2 separate regions of the Mus musculus genome follow, and region 2 is linked to region 1. Evidence: chromatin loops called from intact Hi-C (ENCODE). Cell type or tissue: gastrocnemius. All regions are shown on one strand.

The links. A loop is a pair of places that touch in the nucleus more often than their neighbours do. Peaks named below come from ENCODE experiments on the same cell type or tissue, not always from the same donor. Only the 100,000 strongest peaks of a DNase experiment are listed, where the experiment ranks them.
Region 2: it touches region 1 in a loop (3-fold over the local background); 3 of 42 quality-filtered maps call a loop at or near these places.

The regions. Positions count from the first base shown.
Region 1 is chr10:4,613,936-4,621,935 of GRCm38, reverse strand. It overlaps a transcript of Esr1 not described here. Among named protein-coding and RNA genes, the nearest start is that of Esr1, 92 kb to the left of the region's middle. In gastrocnemius, no CTCF peak of the experiment used is centred here; a DNase peak (open chromatin) is centred at 297; H3K4me3 peaks cover 1,443 bases; H3K27ac peaks cover 3,937 bases.
Region 2 is chr10:4,705,314-4,713,313 of GRCm38, reverse strand. Esr1 (estrogen receptor 1 (alpha)) reads right to left here and starts at 3,156. Exons shown (of 9, transcript NM_001302531.1): 1 at 3,020-3,156; 2 at 467-1,001. The coding sequence starts at 930. In gastrocnemius, no CTCF peak of the experiment used is centred here; DNase peaks (open chromatin) are centred at 596, 917 and 3,233; H3K4me3 peaks cover 3,644 bases; H3K27ac peaks cover 3,832 bases.

The DNA of each region.
Region 1 (8,000 bases):
GAAGAGAGGAGAGGGAGGGGGAGAGGGACAGAGATGAGAAAGAGGGGAGAAGAAGAGAGGAAAAGGGAGAGAGAGAGAAAGGGGGAGGGACATGGGGAGGAGAGGGGGGGAAGGAAACTGTACTGGAAACAGTATGGCTGGCAACCTACTTTGCACATTGCAATCCCCATCAAGATGAAGGACACGTTGTTTGCCAAGCCCTCCCCTTTGCCTTTTCTTCATCATGCTGTTCTTGCTATCCAAAAGAGGAATCAAACCAGCTGCCAACATGGAGTTGGCAAATAGCTGCAGGCGCTGTCTTCCTGGAAACGCCAACCGGCAGCCATCCCCACAAGGCCACAGAGGTTTCGGGAGGGCAGATTCACCACTGCTCAGACTCCTCATAGTGGGATTAGAACCCTAACTGTCTAAACTAATAAGCCAGAGGAGCTGGGGGTGTGGGGGAGTGGGTATGTGCTCCTAAACAGCCCGGGGTCGGCCACGTCCTTCCAGGCAGGGGCTAAGAAGGTCCCTTGTGCCTGAGGACGGTTGATCAGATAGACCTGAAGACTTGCCGGACAAGTCCCACAGCACTTCTGAGGATAGTGACTAAGCTCCAGCTTAGCAAAATTATCTAATATTTTGATTAGTCACTGAGTAAAAACTTTGCTAGAACCCTTCATTTCCTACACAGTTGGACAGACACGGTGTCAACGGAAGATTTCCTGAAAGTGCTTCCCCGGAACTGCCCAGTTCTGCAAGTAGGAAGTCAGCAAGTTGACCGAAGCCCGCTGGCCTGGCTCTCAGTGGGATCAGGCTTAGTTCACTGGCAGCGCAGATTGGCAGGCAGGCCTGGGTCCACGCCCCGCCCCTCCCTTGCAGTTCAGGCAGGTTCTATAAAAATAAACTTACATACTATTCTGTTGACTCAGATTTCCTGCGCTTTCGAACGCTTTGAAGGTTAACATGATATTTACAAGCCAGAGGACGTTCGATATTTTATATCACATGGCCTGCTACTGGAGAAAACTGCTAACGAACGCAGCTGGCAGGGCAGACAATGTGGACATTTGTAGTAACAGAGACCTGGCTTTCCAAAAGGGCTGTGAGCTGGTTCAAAATGCTCAATGGAGGAAGTGAGAAATGGATTTGGAAGTCAGTAAGACCTTTTCAGTTCTAACTTTTAAGTAAAACATGTTACGACTGGTGTCCACAATACATGTGAAATGACTTTTCGCCTGCTTACATGGGCATACATTCTTTTACAAAGCTTCCACTGTCCCTTTGAATAATTACGTTCAGAGGAGAAGGCTCTTAATTACTGAAAGGCCATTATTAAGTAGCAACTGGAAATACATACGTCTGCTCCCCATTTTAGGGTTAAACATGAATTCACATGTTGCTCCTTATCAACGCCATTCAATTAGCAGTAGAAGAAAAGGGTCATAACGTCGAAGAAGGGAATGTTTTTTTTGCTTACTAACAGCTATTGCAAAGCTGTGAGAGAGAAAAATACAATTTAAAAGCTTTAAAAAAAAAAAAACACTGAGGGTAGGGATCTCTATTTAGGGCAGGCAGTCTGTATTGTAAGCAAGGCGGTGAGTCTCCCTGATAGCAGGTAAAGATGCTTCAGCCAAGCCTGAAGGGGGCGTGGCTCTGTGGTAGAGCAACCTCCATCAGGATGCCAGACCCTGGATTCGATATATATCTGGGAAGGAAAATTGTAGGGGAAGGGGTGGGAAGAAGGGAGAGAACAGAAGGAGGAAGGGGAGTGAGGGGAAGAAGAAGGAAGGGGAAGAGAGTAAAAAGGAGAAGAGGGGAGGGGGAGGAGAAGGGGAAGGGGGAGGGGAACGGCCCTAGGTTTTTGTTTTTGTTTTTTAAGTGTTATGTCAAGGTGAAAATGTACAGGTTATATCCATCTGTCTCAAATGTTAAGATATCTTTTTTTTTTTAATTACAAGAAACAGTGGGTCTTTTTTACAAACTTTTTTTCTCAAAAGAAAGGAGAACACATGAGATGGGTGGTAGTGGTGGTGCACGACTTTAATCAAAGTGCTCAGGAGTCTAAGACAGTCAGATCTCTGTGAGTTCGAGGCCAGTCTGGTCTACAGAGTGAGTTCCAAGAGAGCTTGGGCTACACAGAGAAACCCTGTCTTGGAAAACCAGAGAGAGAGAATAGGAGTGGGGAGGGAGGGAGGGAGGGAGGGAGGGAGGGAGGGAGGGAGGGAGGGAGGGAGGGAGGGAGGGAGGGAGAGGGAGAGAAGTCTACTAGAAAATGAATTCACCCTGACAGGTTTACAGTGAACAAGGGGTTGATGGCTGTAATTTTGAGTTGGGAAACACCTGCTCAAATTAAGTAGTTTGTGGTTTCCGTATCCAACAGAAGAGAAAAACACCACATTGATTCTGCCACTGTTTGTGTATGTGTGTATGTGTGTGTGTGTGTGTGTGTGTTTGTGTGTGTGTGTGTGTGTGTGTGTGTGTGTGTGTGTGTGTGTGTGTTAACTAAAGTAATTCAAACCTCATCCTGTAGGCTGATATACTTCGTTCCTGTGTCCTGCTAAAATTAAGATGATACAAACATATAAACTTGATGAATCCCAAGTGATAGAAAGCATTGGCCTTTCAGTGGGGAGCGTGTGTACGCTGGAGGGGAGAAAAATGAAAGAAACCTTTCCCAGGTGTTCCCTCAGATGGTACAGGCTTCCTCCAGCACTTCTGCCCACGCCTGTAAGAAAGAGAGTAAAATCCGCTCCCTGTAGATACTCAGAATTAGACACAATCACAGATGATACTGATGTGGAGAACGTTTGCACGAGCATGCAACCACCTTGGTAATAAAGTTTACTTCTTCTGCCCTAGTGTTTTAGACTGGTTCTAAATCACTACACAAAGCCAGCGATTGGCTGCTGTTGAGCAGAACTGGACTGTGGACGTTAACCAAGTTGCCTGGCAGTCTTTACCTGACTTCAGTCCACATTTTTCCCCTCCATAGCTACTCTCTAGTTATGCATTATCAGGTTTGGCAGTCTCTACGAGCTCAGCCCTCCGCTTGGCTTGTTGCTGGGTAGGCTTGACCTAAGAGAGTGCATGAGGAAAGAGCCAGAACTTTCCTTTGATGTCTCAGAACTCAAGATTCCATTATATAATCTACCATAAATCCTGGCGGTCAGGACTGACACTGGCTTCCAAAGTTACCAGAATATGACACTCCCTACTTGATTCATTGTGGAGTCTGACATGTCTTAATTAATATGAACTCAGAGCCTCAGCTTGCCAGCGATAAGAGACTTTTCTGATTTGCCTTCTTCATAGCTTTAAGGGTTTCCTTGATTAATTTTCTTCTCCTGAAATCTAAACCTCACATGCTAAATGTTCTGACTGGCTCAGGTTTGACCTCACAGATGTTTCCTTGTGGTCACAGAAAATACTTCTCCTCTGAGAATAGGTTTGATAATTTTGGGGGGGGGGGCAATAAATTGAACTGAACTAGATGAAGAAGTCAAGTGCAGGCTTTTAGCCACACTTTTTTACTTCTACAACCTGCCTGGTGTGTTCAAGTCTCAAATATAAACGGTGGTAGATGATAGCATTCCCTATGAACAAATTAAGGCCTTGAACCTTCCCCCAAGCCTTCTTCTCTGTAACAATATAAATCTCTCTCCTTGCTCAACACATGAGTGAGGCTTCCCACAAGGAGAAAATTGGCACATTTAAATGTCCTTTCTACTCTCAATGCTGAAGAAGGAGTGAGATGGACCAAGTCCAAACAGTGAGAAGGAAGGAGACTGAGGGCCTGTCTCATCGGAACACAAATAATTTGTGAACTGTTCTCAGTGATTAATACTCTGCACTTGAACCCTGCTTATGCAACAGAAGTGCTACAGTGAGCTGACTCTTGGTTTCTGGGTTTTGCCTTTCCTAGAAAACATTTTTCTATGAATCTTTTTTTGTTTTGTTTTGATTTGGTTTGGTTTGGTTTGGTTTGGTTTGGTTTGGTTTGGTTGCACACTAGATTTGAAGCAGCCCTTTGCTTGATTGGTGAAGTCTGAAAATGGACTAGAGGGAAGGACACCAAAGCAACATGAGCAATGTCCCTCCAACAGAGTGATACCCTGTTACCCTCTCCCTGCCCCTCTCTGCTCAAAACAGGAAAGCCAGGCATCAGCTGCCAAGGGACACTCTCAGCAGCCTTTGAGATTCGTTGTAACCTAAATTAGATTACTGAATGTGCTTAGCATTTTCTCCCAACCTTTGTCCCCAACAGACACCTGCCTTGTTTTCTTACATAGCTGTCACCCTAACCTTTTACCGTACCATACTCCTTTAAAGGATGAGAAAGAGAGAGAGGGGGAGAGAGAGAGAGAGAGAGAGAGAGAGAGAGAGAGAGGGAGAGAGAGAGAGAGACAGAGAGAGACAGAGACAGAGAGAGACAGAGAGAGACAGACAGAGAGACAGACAGAGAGACAGACAGAGAGACAGAGAGACAGACAGAGAGACAGACAGACAGACAGAGAGACAGAGACAGAGAGACAGAGACAGAGACAGAGAGACAGACAGAGAGACAGACAGAGAGACAGAGACAGAGAGAAAGGGGAAAAACAATCTCCTTACACCCCTCCTCTTTAGCTCCCCAATCACTGGGTTCAGCTCCAAATCATCTGAAGCATTTCAGTGGTGGCGAGAGGTGTCACAGGCTCCCTTCCCTAGGCAAGCCTTCAATGGCATCAGCTATCTTGTACTCCCAGACAGGCACCTACGGCTCTAATAGTACATATGTTAATGTCCTGGCTCACTATTCCAAATGGAGGTGGCTGAAGACAGGAGGCGCAGAAGCGTGACTCAGTACCAGCACTGAGGTCATACCCAGTATGCCAGGCCTTCATTCACTTGCTAGGGAATTAGGCCTCCAAAGTCAAAGGACTGCTCAAGTACGAAATGTAAAGTACGAACTTGAGTACATATTTGACAAGTGTGTATAAATTGCAAATAATTGCACCAGTCTCCATGTCATACAAATAGAAGCATTTTCTTATGAATCTATATTCTATCCAAATAAGATTGTTTTTGCCATAAAAATATCCCAGGGAAAAAGCATTTTGCACATATAAAGTGTGCTGCTTAGTCCCTAGTGGTCCCTGAATGAAAAACCTTCTGGGATCTGTTTGGCAGTTAGTTGCTAGATCCATCTTTCAATTATAAAGATAGCAAAATACCCAGCATAGGTGTGTCTGTCTGTATGTATGTTCACTCCTAGAAACTAATCATAGGACCTTGCATATTCCAAGCAAGCTCTCTACTGCTGAGCCACATCTTTCACCCTTTCCTAACTGATTCTTTTGAGAAGGGGATTGCCAAATTTCAAAGCTGGTGTTGAACTCATCAGATGACCCCTGTAGACCTTCCACTAGTGATTCTCCTGCCTCAGCCTCCTAAGTAGCTGGGGTTGAAGGCTTGCACCACCAGGCTCACTTTACAGTAATATCTTTTGACTCCCCTCCAACTCCTCTCTCTACCAGCCATTTTTTGAGACAAAGTCTTTTCTCGCCCATAAATAATCATAATTCAAAAAGTGGGTCCTTAAAAGATTTGCTAAATTGCTCAATTTAAGTTGTTCACTCTAAATTAGCAATTCACCTCTCCTCAGCTAGTCCAATCATCTCCAAATTGGCATGCTCACTCTTCAACTAAAAACCTCAATCTACACAGTATTTCCAAAGAGAAGGCCTCATTTCACTGCAACCTCACACCTTAAAATGACATTTAGCTTCACAGTCCTAATTCTCTGCTAACATGTTCCTGCATACTTCTGACTTATCTTCCTGTCAGACCAACTCCTGATCCCCCAAGGTGATTGTCTCTTTCCTTGGATTAGCGTCTTCTACCCCCAACATCTTCCCAGGGCAACATACCCATCCTTCCGGGTCAAGGCTAACTGTCACTTCCTGTCCCAAACTCCGAGTGCCAATCAGCAGTAGCTTCTCTGTGTGCTTCCATACCATGGTGCTCATCTCTATGAAAGCAGCCATCACTTTCTACTCAATTAGTGTATGTCATAGCTATTCTGCAGCAATGATACATCATACTATGTGCCCAACTCTCCACTTTTGACAATTAAAAAAAAAATCATCTAGAACACAAAGAATGCATCATGTTCAATCAAACACATCCATTGCATATCTAACATGGTTGGGTACCAGGCTTTTCCCAGAATACCACAATGCAACCCTGAGCAAAAGCCCCCTGTTGGCACCAAGGGCTCTTCCAATAGGGTCCGCAGCAGACCCTTTAGAACAGAGCTTCATGAGCCACAGTAGAACTTTGCAATGTGCTCATTCTTGGACAAAATTAAGAATTTAATAAGGAAGTCAAACAGAAGTACCCTTTTTCTGAATAAACTTGATGCCAAAATATACAGTAGCAAGATTTCATGTAAATGGGATTCCCAACATCTCTTAATGGACAGGAATGTACGGGTGTTCCGTTGCTTTACCCAGATGCAGAGATGGATTGTTGACTACCCAATGTGACCAGCTTTACTAAGTTCCCTTTCTTTGTAAGGTTTTATAATAAAGCAAAACCTAATGAATGACTGGTTATAGCAAATAAAAAATTAGAATTCAAAGGACAGATGCCATCTTACAGAGGGATTTAAAATTCCTTGTGGATTTCTTTATCACAATTATCAAAGAAAATTTTCCAATGAGACTACTTAAGTGAACCGCAGAGGTAGGAAGGGGCTCAGGCATGTGGCCCCCACTGCAAAAGGACTAGGGAGGCTCTTCTGAAGAGAGTGAGGAGGAGATCCCTTTAGAGAGTTCAGCTGATAGCCACCTGACAAGCAAATGCTTCAATAAGTACCGAGGAATAAGAAATCAAAAGACAGAAAAAAGAACCTGGAATGCCACCACTCCAGAGAAGGACAGTTACCAGGGCTACCAACCACTTAGCAAATTGACTGACCTTGCACAACTTGAGGTTCCCCCAAGGCTTGTCATCTCCTTTCCACCCACCTCATCTCCTTGTGATGAGCAGCAACAAAAAGGTCCTATGATTTTCGTGATGACTGTGCCCCCATTCTAGTCCGCTCTCAGCAGGGAGACACAACCCCCCAAAGAATTGAGAATTATTGAGTTTAAGTAAGAGGCTAAAGGCAGATTTCACTCCTGAAGACTACTCCTGCAGTCGAGACAATGAAGTGACAGCTGTGTCACCAACAAGACTCTTGATATTTTTTGCACTGGAAAAGATAGGGCTTCGCCTACATCACATCTCACACCAGAGGACATCCCCCAAGTCACATTGATACTCCAAGGAAGAGATTATAGACTACTTCCAATATCTCATCATTACCCCCATCTCACCTGAAAGCTTTATCACATGCCTGGAGGCTGTCTCTATGCACACACTTCCATCTACACAAACACACACACGCACACACACCTTAGAAGGAGTCATAGAATCTGTTGATGCATACAGTTTTGCTAACCCAAACCCTAACCCTAACCCTAACCCTAACCCTAACCCTAACCCTAACCCTAACCCAGGCTGATCTAGAAAAAGGACTACTGGAACATTGCTATAGAGACAAAATCACCGTTATCATAACCATCCTTAGCAAAAGCTACCTGTAAAGTGCTAACCTTTAAAAAGAGCATCTGGGTATCCAGCGAGACGGCTTAGTGGTAAAGCACTCGCTGGGCAAGCCTGGTCACCTAACTTAATTCCCAGAGTCCGTGAGAAGATAGGAGAGAAGTGATCCCACAAAATGTCCTCTGAACTCCACATATTCACTGTGGAACACACAATGCCGCTACACACATACATCATGTGTGTGTACATACACACAACACACACACACACACAAACAAATTAACACTTTGTTAGGCCCTTGGCAGGGGTTCATAGGTGGTATTTCTTTCTCAGCAAACAACAGCCAGCCAGCTCAGGCAGAGGTGGGTGGACAGGACCGCGCCTCCTCTGTGCTTTAGCAGAGCAGAAGCACAGTGGTCCTTCTCTCT
Region 2 (8,000 bases), 91 kb before region 1:
AAGAACATTGAACCCGACACAATGAAACAATTTTAAAACAAACAAACAAAAAAGACTAATAAATCTCCCCTGGGCTCCACTGGCCTCAAACACCTGCAGCTTTAAATAATAAAGGGGTTCCTTGCTAGCACAGGCCACCTGGACCTTTAGGTTACTTGCCCCATAAATAACTTCTTTGGACTAGTTTCCAATTCTTGTGTAATTAGGGGACAGGGCCGTTTGGATCTGTCTCTCCCACAAGACAGCTACAGGCAGAGAATGTTGTTGTTGTTGTTGTTGTTGTTGCTGTTGTTGTTGTTGTTGTTGTTGTTTGTGTTGTTACTGTTGTTTTAAAGCTGCCAAAGAATCCTTTCTGACTTCCCCGAGGGCTGGGATGGGGAGACCTGCAGCCCGCGGTGACCCCCCTCGTGCGCTCCCTCCCCCGGCCAGGCCTTACACAGCGGCCACCCCGATGTGGCGCGGGTACCTGTAGAAGGCGGGAGGGCCGGTGTCGCGCACGGCGTAGGCGCTGGGCTCGTTCTCCAGGTAGTAGGGCACCTGCTGGCCGTGCGGGTGCAGGAAAGGAGACAGCTGCGGCGGCGGGTGCAGCAGCATCAGCGGGCTAGGCGACACGCTGTTGAGCTGGGGGAAAGCCCCCAGGCTGTTGGCACTGAAGGCGGCCGCCTCCGACCCGGGGCCGTAGGCGATGCCCGACTGGCCGTAGACCGGCGCCGAGGCGGCGGCGGCGGCGGCGGCGGCGGCGTTGAACTCGTAGGCGGCGCCCTCGGGGTAGTTGAACACAGTGGGCTTGCTGTTGTCCACGTATACCTCGCCCAGGGCCCTCTCCATGGGCATCTTGAGCTGCGGGCGGTTGAGGGGCTCCAGCTCGTTCCCTTGGATCTGGTGCAGCAAGGCCATTCCCGAGGCTTTGGTGTGAAGGGTCATGGTCATGGTAAGTGGCAGCCGGCGAGTTACAGACTGGCTCCCCGCGCACGCAGAGGGCTCAGCAGCGCGTGGGCCACCTGGAAAAAAGAGTAGAGCCTGCGATTAGAGAAGGCGCAGCGCAAGTCCCCCTTGGCACGAGTACTGGCCCTGGCCCTGCCTCTGCCCCTGCGGGGCAGAGCTATCCTGCAGAACACAGGTGACCCAACTCCAAGGAGCGCACCCAGACGCTCCCGGGTTCTCCAACTTTACATACTCCTCTCCTCTGCTCTTAGACAAACCTGCTGGAAGCCACTGGCCAGGGGCTGCAGCTTCCAGGCACTACTGGGAACATCACACTGTGCGTGCACCCAAGGAACCGCTAGCTTCCTTGAACTTAACTTTCCAGGTCTTCGCTGCTGGATTTCGCTGCAGGGGGTGAAAGCAGCAAAGGGACCTCCAGGAGCCGCGCCCCTACCACTCCCCCCATCCCAAGGAAGACTAGGTTTGCAACAAATGCAGACTAAGCCACAGGCCATTTTCTTTCTTTCTTTCTTCTTTTCTTTTTTTCTTTCTTTCTTTCTTTTCCTGATGTGTTGCCTGTGTGCCTCTGCCAAGCTCCAATCTGTCTCTGTTTTGTCTTCCTTTCTATTTGATTCAGTCTTCTTGTTGGCTGGAAGTACGCAGTGTATGCATAGAATGACCCTGGAGGGACGGTAACTGTATCTGTAACTGAGATATGGCAAATAGGATGGGGTGTGTGATTGCATATGCAGCCAGCCACCGACAGCTATATTTAGCACCAGTGGACACAGATAGGAGGCATCTAGGGCCAGACGAGTGGAGATGGACTATGTATAGGAAGAGCTGCACTTGGAGTCAAGAGAAAACTGCCAGCCTTCAGCTTCCTCTTCTGACAAAAAAATAAAAATAATAATTTTTTTAAAACGCTCCCCAAGAAAGCACAGCCATGGCAATTTTGCCCAGCCTAGCTTTTCTGTTTTTGTTGGACCCCGGTGCCAAATTTGCTTCCTTTAGAAATTCTCATGTGGATATGATTCAGAAAAACCTTCGGTTAGGCACACTTGGGTGTCCCTACCTTCCACAGGTTATGCAACCAAAAATTGGGAAAACCATGCAAGGACTAAGACATTTTCCCATAAAATATCACCTGAGGTCCTTGACTAAAGCTCTGGCGATCCGGTAACCTTGTCTGTCTAACCAGAAACTTTTGAAAGGCTCTCCTACCTTTCAGCTCTTGAATTCTACAAATGGACCTTCTGGGTTCCCTTGGCATAGGGTACACAGGAATCTAATACTCGAATGACAGAGAAGTTAAAATAAGTTTTTTATTCAGTATTGAATTAAATTCTGATTGAGCTCACACACACCTGTTATTGCAAATTTAGAAAAAAATTGCAGCTTGGATAGTTTGTACTTTCTTAATAAACTGCATATGCCCCAACCTAATATCCCCTAAAATAACCATTAGCATATGACTTGAATTGCTAGCCCATATACCCAGGAGAAGTACCTGACACATGCAAATGTCAAGGTTGCTGTTACTAATAGTAACACTTTAAAAATATTTTCTACTAAGCACACTATTTATCTAATTCTTAGAAAAACAGATAATTTTGGATAAACCACAGCTAAGCTGGCTTAAATCTAAAGACAAAGATGAGTTTTAGCACCCATAAGTATCATTGACAGCAAAGGAAGGGTTAAAAATACATTAGGTGAATCGCAGATATTTCTCTTTATGGCCAGCAACCATGACTTTCTAGAGCAATTTTTTCGTAGATGATTTAGTTCCCATAAATCACACTTTCAATTTTCAAATGCCTTTTAAAAAACACATGCAAAAGCAAGCACTTCAGATGAGACTCTTTAAAAATCTGAGCCTGCCAAATTATATATAAATGGCACAGAGAATCCTACAAGTCCGGAAAGCGGGAAAAAAAAAAAAAAAAGCCGCACAGATTTCCCCCCATAGAAAAACAGCACAGCTTCCTTCTCCAGCTAGGAGACAGACACTAAGCAGAAAGGTAAGTTGCTTTCTCAAATCGCTCAAGCTACAGAGAGAGAAAGAGAGAGAGAAATCAAAAGCCGATCCTACCCTGCTGGTTCAAGAGCGTCTTTCCAGAAATGTTCCATGGGTTTGTAGAAGTCAAGGGCTGAGACAGTAAGACGGAAGGAAGGAATGTGCTCGAATGATCGAGTGGCGCGGTGTGTGATCAAGGCAGAGCGTGTGTGGATGTGTTTGTATGTGGAGTGGCAGGGACTCTCGGGAAGCAGCCAGTAGGCAGGGCACTTGGCAGCCCCTCCCGGCAGACAAGGCAGCTGGGCTCCTGCACGAGCTGGATGAATGGCAGCGGGAGTCCGGGAGCCTTGCTGTCTGCTGAGGGACAGCAGTAGCCCCGCTAGAATCAGCATTCCTAGAAGAAACTCCAGCCCCCTTTGCTCCCTACCTGTAGAGCCAGAAATGTCCCGGTGCTTTCTATGGAGAGGGAAACTGAGATGGCTGTGAACCACAGGCTCACAGATAAACTAGAATGCCAGTCAAAGTGTGCAGAGATCAAGTTTATAAACTATGCCAGGATATCTTCTTCCTAAACGATGTCATTTAACAAGAAAAGCCTTCTGGGATACATATGAGTCAAGCCCTCTAGCCCTACTGTTCCCCTGAATAAGATGCTCAGTGACAATGCTACCAATAACATACAAAAGTCAGACTTCGCAATAAATATTTTTGGCATTCCAGGGATATGTTTCCAACTGAAATGCAAGACTCCCTCACTTCATTAGTCAAACCTACCAGCCTCTCTACCAATAGCCTACTGACTACTGTCTGTAAACACATCCCAGAAGAGGCATTATTTTAATCGTAAAGTTGGAACCATAAAATAGCTTTGCGTTAAAGCGATTACACGTTCACAGCTGTAGTTACCAGCATTGGTTGCAGACAGAGATCTTGTACCTCCAGTGCTGTCCCATGGATACACCTGGTTCTCAGTGCTTCTCTCCACCACAGTACAACACAGATTAACAAGGTACTCTGACTGTGTCCTCACCCTGGGTCCCAGGACACAGGAGGCCTAAAGGAGCCTTTGTTGTTTAGTAACTACTTTAGGTATTAAGTGACTCTAATCACAACGCCAGGAGTGGCCGGTCTCCAGCCCTAGGACCCTAGGCAGTTACCAAGAGATATATGAGTGGCACTTGGGCCAGTACAAAGAAAGAAATAGAAAGAAAATACTAATGATATCATGCTGCAACTATACGTTTTTGTGCTTGGAAAGACTCAAGGTCATTATATCGGGACTTAGACAAGTTCCCTCAACAATCAGCAATGACCATAAATATCTAATATATAAATAAGTATCGAGAAGTTGCGGTGTGAGTAATGAAGCATTTGCCTAGCATATGGGGAGTCATGGGTTTGAGATCTAGCACTGTATAGATGAACAAACAAATAAATAAATATTGGGGGAAAAAAGATTGCTAACCCTTTGTTGGTAATAGTGTTGACTCCTGATGACAGGGGCCCCTCCTGTAGGTCAACAATGATGTCACACTCATCAAGCCAGTCCAACTAAACTGTGTAACAAAAGAAGGAGAGATGGTAGAAAAGAAAGAAAATGAGTCAAGGAAAGTTGGTGTGTGTGTATATGTGTGTGAGAGAGAGAGAGAGAGAGATCTGGACATCTGGAGATCTGCATAGGAAGGGTATGAGAAGGCAGGTATCATCTCAGGGGACTTTGGCCGTGGAGAAGTTTACAATTCCAGTTAGCCTGAGCTATCTCAAGATAGGCATTTCCAGGAATAGCTTTCAGACTCCTCTTAGTAAACTCTGTCTCCCAGGGACAGGGGTTGTGGCGGAAAGCATGGCCGCCATCTTGGTTCCCCCACTCACCACCCGGCACCGCTACTCTGGCCACCTGTTTTCTCTTGGAGTCTCATCCCTCTCCTCTTCTCTCTGAGTCCTAGGCTGAGCACACTGTACTGCTTGCCCAGGTGTAGGGGAGAACATGGGCTGCCTTGTTTTCCTGCCCAGTGCAGACTCTGGACCAAACACCCAACATCATTCTCCTCCCGACCCAACACTTCACTCCGGACACAGGACACAGCATCGCTGTCTCTGTCTGACACTCGTATGCCTTCTATAGTTATCCAAGAAACAACTCCCAAACCCATAGTTTGCACGCTCCCTTCCCATGCATTGCCCATCCCTTTTCAGCGGCCTCTTACCTCACTTGTCTAAGTGCAGGCTCCCCTTCATCATTACCCCAAATCCCAGCTTCTCTAAGAGTAGAGTCCCTTCCTCTCTCCTGGACCTGTCTTTGCTAGTCTGTCACCCCCAACACGTAGCCTATGCCTCAGCCTGATGAATAAAAATTTGTTGTTCCAAAGGCCCCAAAGCTTTTCTTCTCTTAATTTTTTTTTTTTTTTCTGCTTAGAATATTCACTTTTCTAGCTTGGCAGAAAGCATCTGCTGTCTTGAGGTTCGGATCAAGCACCAGCTTATCCTCATGGTCATCCTCCACTCGTGGTCATCCTCCAGCGCCTCCCTCTTCTGAGTCCCAGTTGTAGTTCTCAACCACTTATCCTCTTCCTCCCTGAACTCACCTGGTTTTTGTTGCCTCATCCCACCGAGGAGCAACTCAAAGGCCTGGCCCTGAGAATCTCAATACGTAGCATCTTGTCTGCTCATCCTTAGGTCACCAAATATGGATTAATTTCCTCTCTAGATACTTCAAAGGACAAAACAACACCCCAACCTGTCTGAACGACTCTTTCTGAAAACTAACTTTTCACATGACCATGACCATCCGGAACTTTCCAGACTGTTTTTTTTTCTTTTTTTTTTTTTATTAGATATTTTCTTTATTTACATATCAAATGCTATCCTGAAAGTTCCCTATATCCTCCCCCTGCCCTGCTCCCCTACCCACCCACTCCAACTTCTTAGCCCTGGCGTTCCCCTGTACTGGGGCATATAAAGTTTGCAAGACCCAGGGGCCTCTCTTCCTAATGATGGCCGACTAGGCCATCTTCTGCTACATATGCAGCTAGAGACAAGAGCTCCGGGGGTACTGGTTAGTTCATATTGTTGTTCCTCCTATAGGGTTACAGACGCCTTCAGCTCCTTGGGTACTTTCTCTAGCTCCTCCACTGGGAGCCCTGTGTTCCCTCTAGGATGGTATCTTCCTATCTTTACAGCAACAGAAGCTATAAAATCAAACTTCAAGTCCATCTAATATCGAGGCAGAAGCCACCAGTGCTTAGCAGCGTGTTCACCAGAAAGCTTTTCATCTTAGTTCTTTTTTTTTAAAGGATTGTTTATTTATTTTATGCATGTGAGTACACTGTAGCTGTCCTCGGGCACATCAGAAAAGGGCATCAGATCTCATTATGGATGGTTGTGAGCTACCATGTGGACTAGGACCAGGCAGAGCTTCCTCTCCAGCTCCATTGAAGGCTTTTTACATTTACAAAAACATTATCTCTCTACAAAACCATGAAAGAGGAAATGGGGATGTCGGTGTATGATAACTTATGCTACTAACATGTTCCCTGCGCTGAGATGAGAAAAGTTTAGCTCTGTGCAGTTTGAACATTACCATGATTATCAATGGTGTGTATGTGTGTTCATGTGTGTATGTGTGTGTGTATTCATGTGTGTATGTTTGTATATGTATATATGTGAGTGTATATATGTATGTGTGTGCATGTGTATGTATGTGTTCATATATGTGTGTATGTGTATATGTGTGTGAATGTATATGTGCATGTATGTGTGTGTGCATGTGTGTGTGTGTGTGTGTGTGTTCTCTCTTTCCATTTTGTTCTTTCTTTTCTTCTTCCTTTTTAAGAAAGTATCAACCTGAAGACCAAGCTGTGCTGGAACTCACTGTGTAGCCCAGGATGGCTCGAAACTCGGGACAAGCTGCTAGAGTGCCGACATCTCAAGAATCAGTGACTAGGTCTGCTAAGACCCCGTGCTGAGTCCTGATGCAATGCTATTCTCCTCTACAGCAGAAGCATGTTGCGTTTCCCTCTAAAGGGTTCTTCATTTTAAAGATAGTTTGAGCACTGATTTTTTTTCTTTACTTGTCTCCTAGACTTTGGCCTTAGAATATTGCTTTTCGAAGCAAAATTAATGTTCAATGTTATGTGCATATATTAAGTATACAACCTGAAAAACATGGATCGATTTCACTCTTAACAACCATGTCAAACAAAGTATAAAGCATTTGACTATTTCAATCAACCCAGAAAGTCCCCTATACCCTTTCTAATCAGTCCCCCACCTTTACAGGCTGATGTTTTACCTTAAAGCTTTTTCTGCCTGACCCAGGTGCTCACTTAAACGTTGGAGCACATACAACCCATTAGAAAGCCCATCCAGGCACTAGGCTTCCAGCATCCGCTTCCCTTGGCATCAGGGTACAGAGTTGTAATTGCCTTATTCAGAGCCTACTGCCTGGGAAGGGGGAGCCCTGGAAGTCCCCTCAGTTTTACTAACATTCTTTCATTTGTAGACCTTTTCAGAACAGTTGATTTTTCACTTTAATTTGGTGATGGCAACCTGAGTTGACTAAAACAGTACCTGACCCTTCAGAGTTGCTCTTAGTAGATATAGCAGTCAATATTAGTAAATATACTAATCAAAATCTAATAATCAATACAAGCTTAACATGTTGAAATGTTAAGCTTGGAAGACGGCAAGGATACATAGTAACCATACATAGTAACCGACAGCCAATTGGAGCTGGGAGACCACAGGGATACACAGTAACCAGAAGCCAGGGGGAAGCCTTATACTTCACCCCATTGCCAATACAAGGAAAGAATATTTGTAAACCAATAACTCACCCAAAGTCCCTTTACCAACCTTGTGACCTCAGATCTACTCTCTGTCTCCCTGATGATGACTTGAAGATAATTTCAATTTTCGGTTGCCAGGCATAACGGCTACTTTTTATTACAGATCAATGAGTAATTCAGAGTTAATGCTCAGTTTAATGGAATTTAGCCACTTTCATCTTATCTTTTCTTGGAAATTTTTTTTCAAATACCTTGCAAACTTTTTGTAC